2 separate regions of the Homo sapiens genome follow, and region 1 is linked to region 2. A link is an interaction called in ENCODE POLR2A ChIA-PET data of the cell type or tissue named here. Cell type or tissue: Panc1. All regions are shown on one strand.

What was found. ChIA-PET counts read pairs that join two places held together with the same protein. Peaks named below come from ENCODE experiments on the same cell type or tissue, not always from the same donor. Only the 100,000 strongest peaks of a DNase experiment are listed, where the experiment ranks them.
Region 1: POLR2A ChIA-PET joins it to region 2 with 7 read pairs; 4 of 35 experiments call an interaction of 5 or more read pairs at or near these places.

The regions. Positions count from the first base shown.
Region 1 is chr1:214,591,986-214,596,985 of GRCh38, reverse strand. No RefSeq gene overlaps it. Among named protein-coding and RNA genes, the nearest start is that of CENPF, 8.7 kb to the left of the region's middle. In Panc1, no CTCF peak of the experiment used is centred here; no DNase peak of the experiment used is centred here; H3K27ac peaks cover 136 bases.
Region 2 is chr1:214,518,136-214,523,135 of GRCh38, reverse strand. The region is part of intron 1 of PTPN14 (protein tyrosine phosphatase non-receptor type 14); the gene reads left to right. Among named protein-coding and RNA genes, the nearest start is that of PTPN14, 31 kb to the left of the region's middle. In Panc1, no CTCF peak of the experiment used is centred here; no DNase peak of the experiment used is centred here; H3K27ac peaks cover 4,748 bases.

The DNA of each region.
Region 1 (5,000 bases), 74 kb before region 2:
AGTGCAGAATCTAGTTTCTGAAGCTGGGCACAGTGGCTCACTCCTGTAATCCCAGCACTTTGGGAGGCCGAGGCAGGCGGATCACCTGAGATCAGGAGCTTGAGACCAGCCTGGCCAACATGGTGAAACCCCGTCTGAACTAAAAATACAAAAATTATCCAGGTGTGGTGGCAGGCACCTGTAATCCCAGCTACTAAGGAGGCTGAGGCATGAGAATTACTTGAACCCAGGAGGCGGAGGTTGCAGTGAGCCGAGATCATGCCACTGCACTCCAGCCTGGCCAACCGAGTGAGACTTCATCTCTGGGGGGAAAAAAAAATCTAGGTTTTGGGAGGATTGGTTCCCTGTCAGGGCTATGAGGGAAAGATCTGCTCTAAGCCTCTCTCCCTAGCTTGCAGATGGCCATCCTCACATTCACATGGCATTCTCCCTGTATGCATGTCTATTTCATAATGTCCCCTTTTTATAAGGACTCCAGAAATAGTGGATTAGGGCCCAACCTAATGACCTCATTTTGACTCTGTAAAGACCCTCTCTCCAAATAAAGTCACATTCTGAAATACTGGGGACTAGGAGTTCAACATATACATTGGGGGAATGGAGGGAGCACAGTTGAACCTGTAACATCTCTTTATAGTTCTAGTAGCTCTTTTGTAGATTGATTGGTATTTTCTACGTGTGTTATCTGTGAATCAACACAGTTTTACTTCTTTCTTTCCAACCTGTGTGTTTCCTCTTTATTTTTCTTCCCTATTTTCTTTTTTTTTTTTTTCTTTTTTGACGAAGTCTCGCTCTTTCGCCCAGGCTGGACTGCAGTGGCGCTATCTCGGCTCACTGCAAGCTCCGCCTCCCGAGTTCACACCATTCTCCTGCCTCAGCCTCCCGAGTAGCTGGGACTACAGGTGCCCACCACCGTGCCTGGCTACTTTTTTTTTTTTTTTTTTTTTAATTTTTAGTAGAGACAGGGTTTCACCGTGTTAGCCGGGATGGTCTCTGTCTCCTGACCTCGTGATCCGCCCGCCTTGGCCTCCCAAAGTGCTGGGATTACAGGCGTGAGCCACTGCACCCAGCCTTTTCTTCCCTATTTTCACAGGGTAGGACCTCAAGCACAATGTTGAATAAATGTCATGAGAGTCCCCATCTTTTTTGTCCTCCTGATATTAACGAAAAGCATTTGGTCTTTCAGCACTAATAGCTGTAGGTTTTTGTAGATGCCCTTTATCAGACTGAGGAAGTTTCCTTCTATTCCAGTTTGTTGAATTCTTATCATGATTAGATGTTGGATTTTATCAAATGACTTTTCTGCATCTATTTAGATAATCATAGAGTAGTTCTTTTTTATTTGATTAATATGAAGATGTCATTGTTTGATTTTCAAACGTTAAAATAACCTTGTATTTCTGTTATATGTCTGACTTGGTCATAGTATATTATCCTTCTTATATATTGATGGATTTGATTTGGTAATATTTGCTGATGATTTTTGCAGCTATGTACAGGTAAGATATTGGTTCATATTTTTCCTTCTAATTATGTCATTAAGCATGATTACAAACTGCTCTGGTTTAAGTATCAGGTATATATATATATATATATATATGTATATAGTTTGTTTGTTTGTTTTTTGAGACAGAGTCTAGCTCTGTCACCCAGGCTGGAGTGCAGTGGCACCATCTTGGCTCACTACAACCTCTGCCTCCCAGGATCAAGCAATTCTCCTGCCTCAGCCTCCCAAGTAGCCAGGATTACAGGTGTGCACCTGGCTAATTTTTGTATTTTTAGTAGAGACAGGGTTTCACCATGTTGCCAGGCTGGCCTTGAACTCCTGACCTCAAATGATCCGCTCGCCTTGACCTCCCAAATTACTGGGATCATAGGCGTGAGCCACCACACCCAGCCTCGGGTATAATCTGACCTCATAAAATTAGTTGAGAAGTGTTTCCTCCTCATGCCTTTTCTGAAAGAGTTTGTGTAGAATTGGTATCATTTATTCTTTAGTGCTTGAGCCTAGAATTTTCTCTGTGGGGGGTCTTAATTGGAAATTAAACTTTTTGCTAGGAGCAGAGGCTCATGCCTATAATGCCAACACTTTAGGAGGCCGAGGCATGAGGATAGCTTAGGACCAGGAGTTTAAGACCAGCCTGTGCAACATAGGAAGACCCTGTCTCTACAAAATCAATAACACTTAGATGGGCATGGTGGCAAATGCAGCTACTTAGGAGGCTGAGGCAGGATGATCACTTGGGCCCAGGAGGTGAAGGCTGCAGTGAGCTGTGGTCATGCCACAGCACTCCAGCTGGGGTAAGAGAAAGATCCTGTCTCAAAAAGAAAGGGAGATAAATTAAATTTTGTCATTGAAAAAGCGTTTTTTGAATGTTCTATTTTATTTTACACAGTTTTAGTAGGTTCTGTCCTTCAAAGATTTTTTCTATTTTATCTATGTTGTCAAAATTATTGGTACATTGTTTTTCAGATTATTCTATCATCCTTTTAATGGACTTGTAATATGTAATGTTCTCTCTTTCATCCCTGACGCTGGTAATTTGTGTTCTCTCTACCCACTTCCCTCTCATCATTCAGCTAAAATTTTACCAACTTTATTGATCTTTTCAAAGAACCAACTTTTAATTTTATTGATTTATGTATATGATTGTCCATTTTCTATTTTATTGATTTCTGTGCTCATCTTAATACTTTAAGTTTTTCTTTTTTTACTAGCTACTTAAACTGGAAGCTTAAATAATTGATTTTAGACCTTTCTTTTTTTTTAATATAAATATTTTAGCTTTACCTGACCCCCAAAATTTGTTTGTTGTCTTTTCCCCTTTTCCCCCCTTAGAAACAGGGTCTCGCTGTGTAGTGATGTGATCATAGCTCATGACAGCCTCAAACTCCTGGCACAAGCAATCCTTCCATCTCAGCCTCCTGAGTAGCTAGGACTACAGGCACATGCCACCATGCTCAGCTAAGCTTTTTGCTTTTTGTTGAGATGGGATCTCACTGTGTTGCTCAGGCAGGTCTCAAACTCTAGGCCTCAAGCTAGCATCATGCCTCAACCTCCCAAAAGTGCTGGGATTACAGGCATCAGCCACAACTCCCCCGTATTTTCATTTGTATTCCTTTTTAAATATTTTCTAACTTCTCTTATGATTTCTTATTTGACCTGTGGATTATTTAAAAGTATAATGCTTAATTACCAAATATTTGTAAATTTTCTAGATATTTTTCTATTGTAAATCTTAATTTAATTCTGTTGCGATTAGAGAACATACTCTGCATGGTCCCAATCATTTTAAATTTAATGAGACTTAACCAAGTCTCAGTATGTTGTCAAGCTTACTGGGTATTCCCGATGCCCTTAGGAAAATGTGTATTTTACATTTTGTGTATGAAGTGTTCTATAAATATCAATTATGTCAATCTTGTATTCTCTATCATTAAGATTTTGCATCTACTTGCTCTATCAATTACTGAAAGAGGAGTATTGAAATTTCCAACTATAATTGTGAGTTTATCTATTTATTCCTGCCAATTCAGATTTTGGTTCATATAACTTGGAGCTGTTATTAGAAGTGTACACAAATTGTTATTCTTACTGAATTATACTTTTATTATTATGCAATATCCTTTTGATCTCTAGATATATTCCTTGTTGTGAAATTTACTTTCTCTAATACTGACATAGCTACTCCAGCTTTCTTTTGTTTATTGTTTATATATCTTATTTCATCCCTTTACTTTTATTTATATACTTATTTATTTATTTGTTTTTAGAACTCAAGTTCTGCTTACTAGGATGGAGATGTCAGTGCTTTATCAAAGATGAAGAGGCCACCCATTTGTGTCTATATTTGAAGTATGGTTTTTGTAGGCAGCATAGTTGAGTTCTTTTTTATTTAGTTTTGCGATCTCTGCTATATTAGTTGAGCTGTTTAGAATATTTATATTTAAAGCAATGTTTGATATGGTTCTTTTAAATCTTGCTATTTGTTTTTGTTTTCCTACCTATTATTTGGGTTTTTTTCTAGGTTTCTTTTTCTTTCTTTTTTTTTTTTTTTTTTTTGAGATAGAGTTTTGCTCTGTCACCCAGGCTGGAGTGCAATGGCACAATCTCGACTCACTGCAACCTCCACCTCCCAGATTCAAGCGATTCTCCTGCCTCTCCCAAGTAGCTGGGATTACAGGCATGTGCCACCATGCCCAGCTAATTTTTGTATTTTTAGTAGAGGCAGGGTTTCACCCTTTTGACCAGGCTGGTCTCAAGGTTTTTTTCTAGGTTTCTTATGGAATACAGTAATGAGAATTTTTATGATTTATTTTTCTCTACAATATTGGCTTATAGCTATAGCTTTTTGGTTTTGTTTTTATTTGCAGTGGTAGCTCTGAGGTTGATCGTATATATCCTTAACTTATCAGAGTCTACCTTCAAATAACATTATACCACTTTATATATAATGTTACCATATGTTTTATTTTCCCCTTCTCAGCTTTTATACTATTGTTGTTATACATTTTACTTCATATATTGTAAATCTTATCATATTATTATCTTTTATTTAAACCATTAATTATGTTATAAAGAAACCTTTAAAACTACAGGAAATTACTGTTATATAACCCAACTATTTATAATTTCTGATGAACTTCATTCCAAGTTTCTATCTATTATCATTTTCCTTTTGCCTGAAGAAATTCTTTTTTTGTGGCAGTAAATTTCTTCAGCTTTTACGTGTCTGAACATTTTTGATTTATCCTTATTTTTGAAAGATATTTTTGCTGGGAATTCTGTGTTGTTGGGTGGTTTGTTTTGTTCTGATTTTTTCTTTCTTTTTTTTTGACTCTCGCTCTGTCACCAAGGATGAAGTGCAGTGATGCAATCTCGGCTCAATGCAACCTCCGCCTCCCGGGTTCAAGTGATTCTCCTGCCTCCACCTCGAGTAGCTGGGATTACAGGCATGCGCCACTATGCCCAGCTAATTTTTGTAGTTTTAGTAGAGACA
Region 2 (5,000 bases):
TAGATCCTATATTGTGACAATGTAAGGATTGTCCAAGGATGAATAGCACATTAATCTCCCATAACCTTAGGTGCCTCACTAAGTATGATTAAGTCTTAGGAGTGAGAATAATTTTCATTATTTTGGTCTGTAGTCAGCTTCTGATCACCACCACAATTTCAAAAGATCTCGATTTAGTGTTTCCCTGCTTCTGAATAGGCCGAGTGACTGCCTTCTTTCTCCTCAGTCTTATCTTGCCAGCATTTTAAATGTAATTGATATCACCTGCAATTTTATGCCGTCCTAAACAAGGAGTTGCCCACATTAAGTCTTTTAAAACACCATGGCATTTATTTTCACAATTGGTTGTCTTTTGTTTATAAGTAAAGCTTTTACTGCTTGCGGTCTTTACTTTTGCCCTCTGGTGGTCTTCATTTTCACTTTTCTTGTCCTTTATTTAAAACGGCCTTGAATTGGTTAACTGCACTTCTCAGCAACCTCCTCCACTTACCACCATTTGGTGTAGGCTCAATGAATGTTAACTGTTTTTTACGCTGGTTTAAACTGAATATAATTAGGACAGCGAATTTGTTTCAGAACCTGATGGAAAACAGGTATTGCATATATATTTAGTGGTTACGTTCTGCGGGCTTGGATGTTTGTATCCTGCTTGTTCCTTTTCTGAACACAGATAGTTATTTGAGTTGAATTAGCTATTTGTTGACTGGCCATTTTGCAAGTTACTGTTTTTGAAAACAAGATATTAATTTAATCAAAGCTTACTTTGGTAGTGATTGTACCTACTTCCAAACTTGCCGTAGGTTTCCATATTCCATTGAAGCTACTTTTGATCCTTAAGATGCTACATGACTGGTATGAAATCTCTCATAGTTGTGGGGAAAAGATGATATAAGAAGCTTCAGGCTGGACATAGTGGCTCACACCTGTAATCTCAGCACTTTGGGAGGCTGAGGGGGACAGATCACTTGAGGCCAGGAGTTCAAGATCAGCCTGGCCGACATGGCGAAACTGTCTCTACTAAAAATACAAAAACTAGCCGGGTGTGACGGTGCACACCTCTAATTCCAGCTACTAGGGAGGCTGAGGCAGGAGAACTGCTTGAACCTGGGAAGTGGAGGTTGCAGTGAGCCGAGATCGTGCCACTGCATTCCAGCCTGGGCAACAGAGCAAGACTCCATCTCAAAAAAAAAAAAAAAAAAGCTTCAGATTTATATTTTGTTGAAGATTAAGTAAAAAAAAAAACAACAAAAATCTTATGAAACATGGTTTTAGGTACCTTCTGACAAACAACTGGGGGATGTGCTGCATCAGTTCTGCCCATACTTTTCCTAACTGCGTATTTTCCTACCTTTAGTTGTTTTTCTTATTGAAGTCTTCTAGTTCTTTTGTTCGTGTGTGTGTGTGTGTGTGGGTGTGCTTTGAGATGGAGCTTCGCTCTTGTTGCCCAAGCTGGAATGCAGTGGCGCTATCTCGGCTCACTGCAACCTCCGCCTCCCTGGTTCAGGCGGTTCTCCTGTCTCAGCCTCCTGAGTAGCTGGGATTACAGGCACACGCCACCACGCCCACCTAATTTTTTGTATTTTTTAGTAGAAATGGGGTTTCACCATGTTAGCCAGGCTGGTTTCAAACTCCTGACCTCAGGTGATCCACCCATTTTGGTCTCCCAAAGTGCTGGGATTATAGGCGTGAGCCACCACGCCTGGCCGTTCTTTCTTGTTTCTGTTTATACTGTCACATTTAGTATTTATACATCTTTTTCTCTCAAGGAAGGCATCTGCCGTTTTAATTGGATGATTATATCAGAGGGCTCTTTTCTATATCTTAGCTAGAGCAGGTATCTGAGAAGTCCTTTTTGCCATTAACTAAGGGGCCGTCAAGTACTTTGTGAAAACAGCATACTCGTGTATGCATTTATATGAGAAATATTTTTATAAAGCGATTAACATGCCATGTGGGCCATGGATCTCTCACTGATTCATGTGTTTTCAAGAAAACATGTTTTTATTTTTTAAATTGCATTGAGCTTCCTTTAAAAAAACTGTTATTTCTCCAAAGATAAATTTCATTTTCTACTTAGGAAAACAGATGACTCTTTTTCCCTCAAATGCCTTCTGTGAAATGACATGTGGAGCTGTTAGGCATTGTGAATCTGTTTTATTTACCCCAGTGTTACAGAAAGACGGAAGGCAATTTTAGCTTCTTTAAAGAGACACTGGCCTGGGGTAAATAACAATTTAGTCCAGGTGGGTAGAAAAGAATGCTTATGACATTCTTTTCATCAGCTCCATGTGTAACCTCCAAGCAGGAGGTCAGGCAGTAAAACATTTGAGTGAACTGGTGAAATGTTTTGTATTTATTTACAAGGCACTTAAACACAAGACTGATCCCAATAAACTCAACAAGTCAGAGTGATGGAGGAAAGTATATGGTGCATGCAGAACAGTAAAAGCGGGGACTGGAGGGGGGCCTGTAGATTGCATTTAGCCTGCTCCTCTCTTCCTACCGTGGAGAGATGACCATCAGTGCAGTGGTTATGGGTGAGTTTCATGAGGAAGGTAATGAGCCCCTTTCTGTTCCCACCTGCTGCTGAACTACTTGACATTTTCTTTTAGATTCCAGGCATCCTGAAGTATTTAAATTCTGTTTTGCTGAAAATTCTTCATTCTTTTTGTGTAACTTTCTTGAATCAAAACTTCTGTTCCACCATTCTTAGTGTTGTATCTGTTATGCTGGAGTTGATGACTTGATTCCATTGCTTACCACAGTCTAATTTAAAACAAAAGCATTCTAAAACCTTCTCAGTTTCGTCATTTTTATTGTTACTATATATTTATTGGTTTAGATGTAGTTTGTAGAGAATCAAAAGAAAAGAGGACAGTTTCTTTGGATAAGACGTTCATAACCTTTTCTCCTCAAGAAAGCCTGCCACATAGTAAGCTCTGGGGTCAGTAAGTCATTGCCGGCTTAGCTGTTGTTCATTTTCTCATTGCATCTCTACCAAATGATGGGCAGACAGACTGATTCATACCTGACTGTTCTGCATATATTCTGCATATATATATATATATATTTTTTTTTTTTTTTTTTTGAGACAGGGTTTTTTTCTGTCACTCAGGCTGGAGTGCAGTGGCATGATCATAGCTTACTGTGGCCTCGAACCCCGCGGGCTCAAGGGATCCTCCCACCTCACCCTCCCAAGTAGCTGGTACTATAGGCGCTAGCCACCATGCCCAGCTAATTTTTTATTTTTTGTAGAGACAGAACTTTCTTTGTTGCCCAGGTGGTTTTGAACTCCTGGGCTAAAGCCGTCCGCCCCCCTTGGCCTCCCAAAGTGCTAGGATGACAAGCGTGAGCCACGACACCCAGCCTGCTTGCTTATATTTTGAATAAAAGATTTCATGGGGCGGGAGGGTTAAAACTCTTTGTGAATATTAATAATCCAGATTAATTTGAAAGAACTTTCATGTAATATGCTACTCAAAAAACAGTATATGCAAGCGATTATCTCTATCACCTAGCAGAAGGCTAGGCAGGATTGGTTTAACAAGTAAATAAGAATAATTTAGTGTTAGCCTGCTATACAAATAAGAGTGCTTTAGTATCTGAAACTGTCCCTGGAATGTATCAATGTATATTAGGAAGTTACTTCAGTATATTATGGACCAGCAGGCATTATTGAGAACTCACTGTGTTGCAAGTTTGGGGCAGTAACTCTGAAAATAAATAAGGTGCTTCTAGTTGGAGATGGGGGTGGGGGAACAGACTCAATCAGATCATTTTTGGAGTGGTGAGGGCTTTGATACAGGAATGCAATGCTGTATAAAGGTGCTTCCCTCTTGATTGTTGAGTTTTGTTTTGTTTTGTTTTTTGAGACAGTCTTGCTCTGTCACCCAGGCTGGAGTGCGGTGTCATGATCTCAGCTCACTGCAACCTCCATCTCCCAGGTTCAAGCAATTCTCCTCCCTCAGCCTCCCAAGTAGCTGGGATTACAGGTGCCCACCACCATGCCTGGCTGATTTTTGTATTTTTAGTGGAGGTGGGGTTTCACCATGTTGGCCAGGCTGGTCTTGAACTCCTGACCTCAGGTGATCTGCTTGCCTTGGACTCCCAAAGTGCTAGGATTACAGGCATGAGCTGCTGTGCCTGGCCTGTTTCGTTTTGTTCTTTTTAATTAAAGGCAATGATCAAATTATCTAGGAAATTAGTTTAAAGCCAACATACCTAAAATATAAAACAGAACACAAGGCAGATATTCTTAGGACATTTTCCTCAAACTAACATTTATTTATCTTGCTGCCTGAACATAAAGACTTTTTTTTGGGTAGCGTAGTTACTTAATTTTACCTCTTTTTTTGTTTCAGTTTAGCTGAATATAACTTTATCTAAAATAAAGTGAATAGCTGTTGTATTTAGAAGTAGCACAAATAATAGGGTAACTGTACCCCTTCCTTGTTCTGTCCCACTTGCACCCAGCCAACCCATCTGCCCAGTGGGATTTTAAATGGTTTCAGTCCTTGGGCTCAAGAGAACCCAGAGGAAGTTCATTTTTGAAGTCTCATCCTCTCTGTATGAATAAATTCCTTGGTCATTATCTACTGTTTTTCATTCTTTGTGAAATAGATCATCTACCACAGTGGATAATAGAGGATAATACTATTCAAGACAAAAGCCTATATTTGGAATAGTTTATGTAATGTAACATATTTAATATGCTTAATGACCTTAATGAAATGAAGATGTGAAAAATAAACTATTGTCATTCTGGGGATATCATTTATCAGATTCTAAAAGGGCTGTTTCTGAATCTGGTTAGGGAGTTTCTTTTATTAGTAGTGGCGAATAGAGAGTAGTGGTTTGGATATATTGGTGTCATATTTTAGTTGGGTAGAAATATCTCTGACATTTTTACATGATGTGTTTTCCCATCTTCTCCAAAACAATAATTTCATCCTCGGGAAGAGAAATTCATCCCATCCATGGTGGATTTTCGGATACAGTAC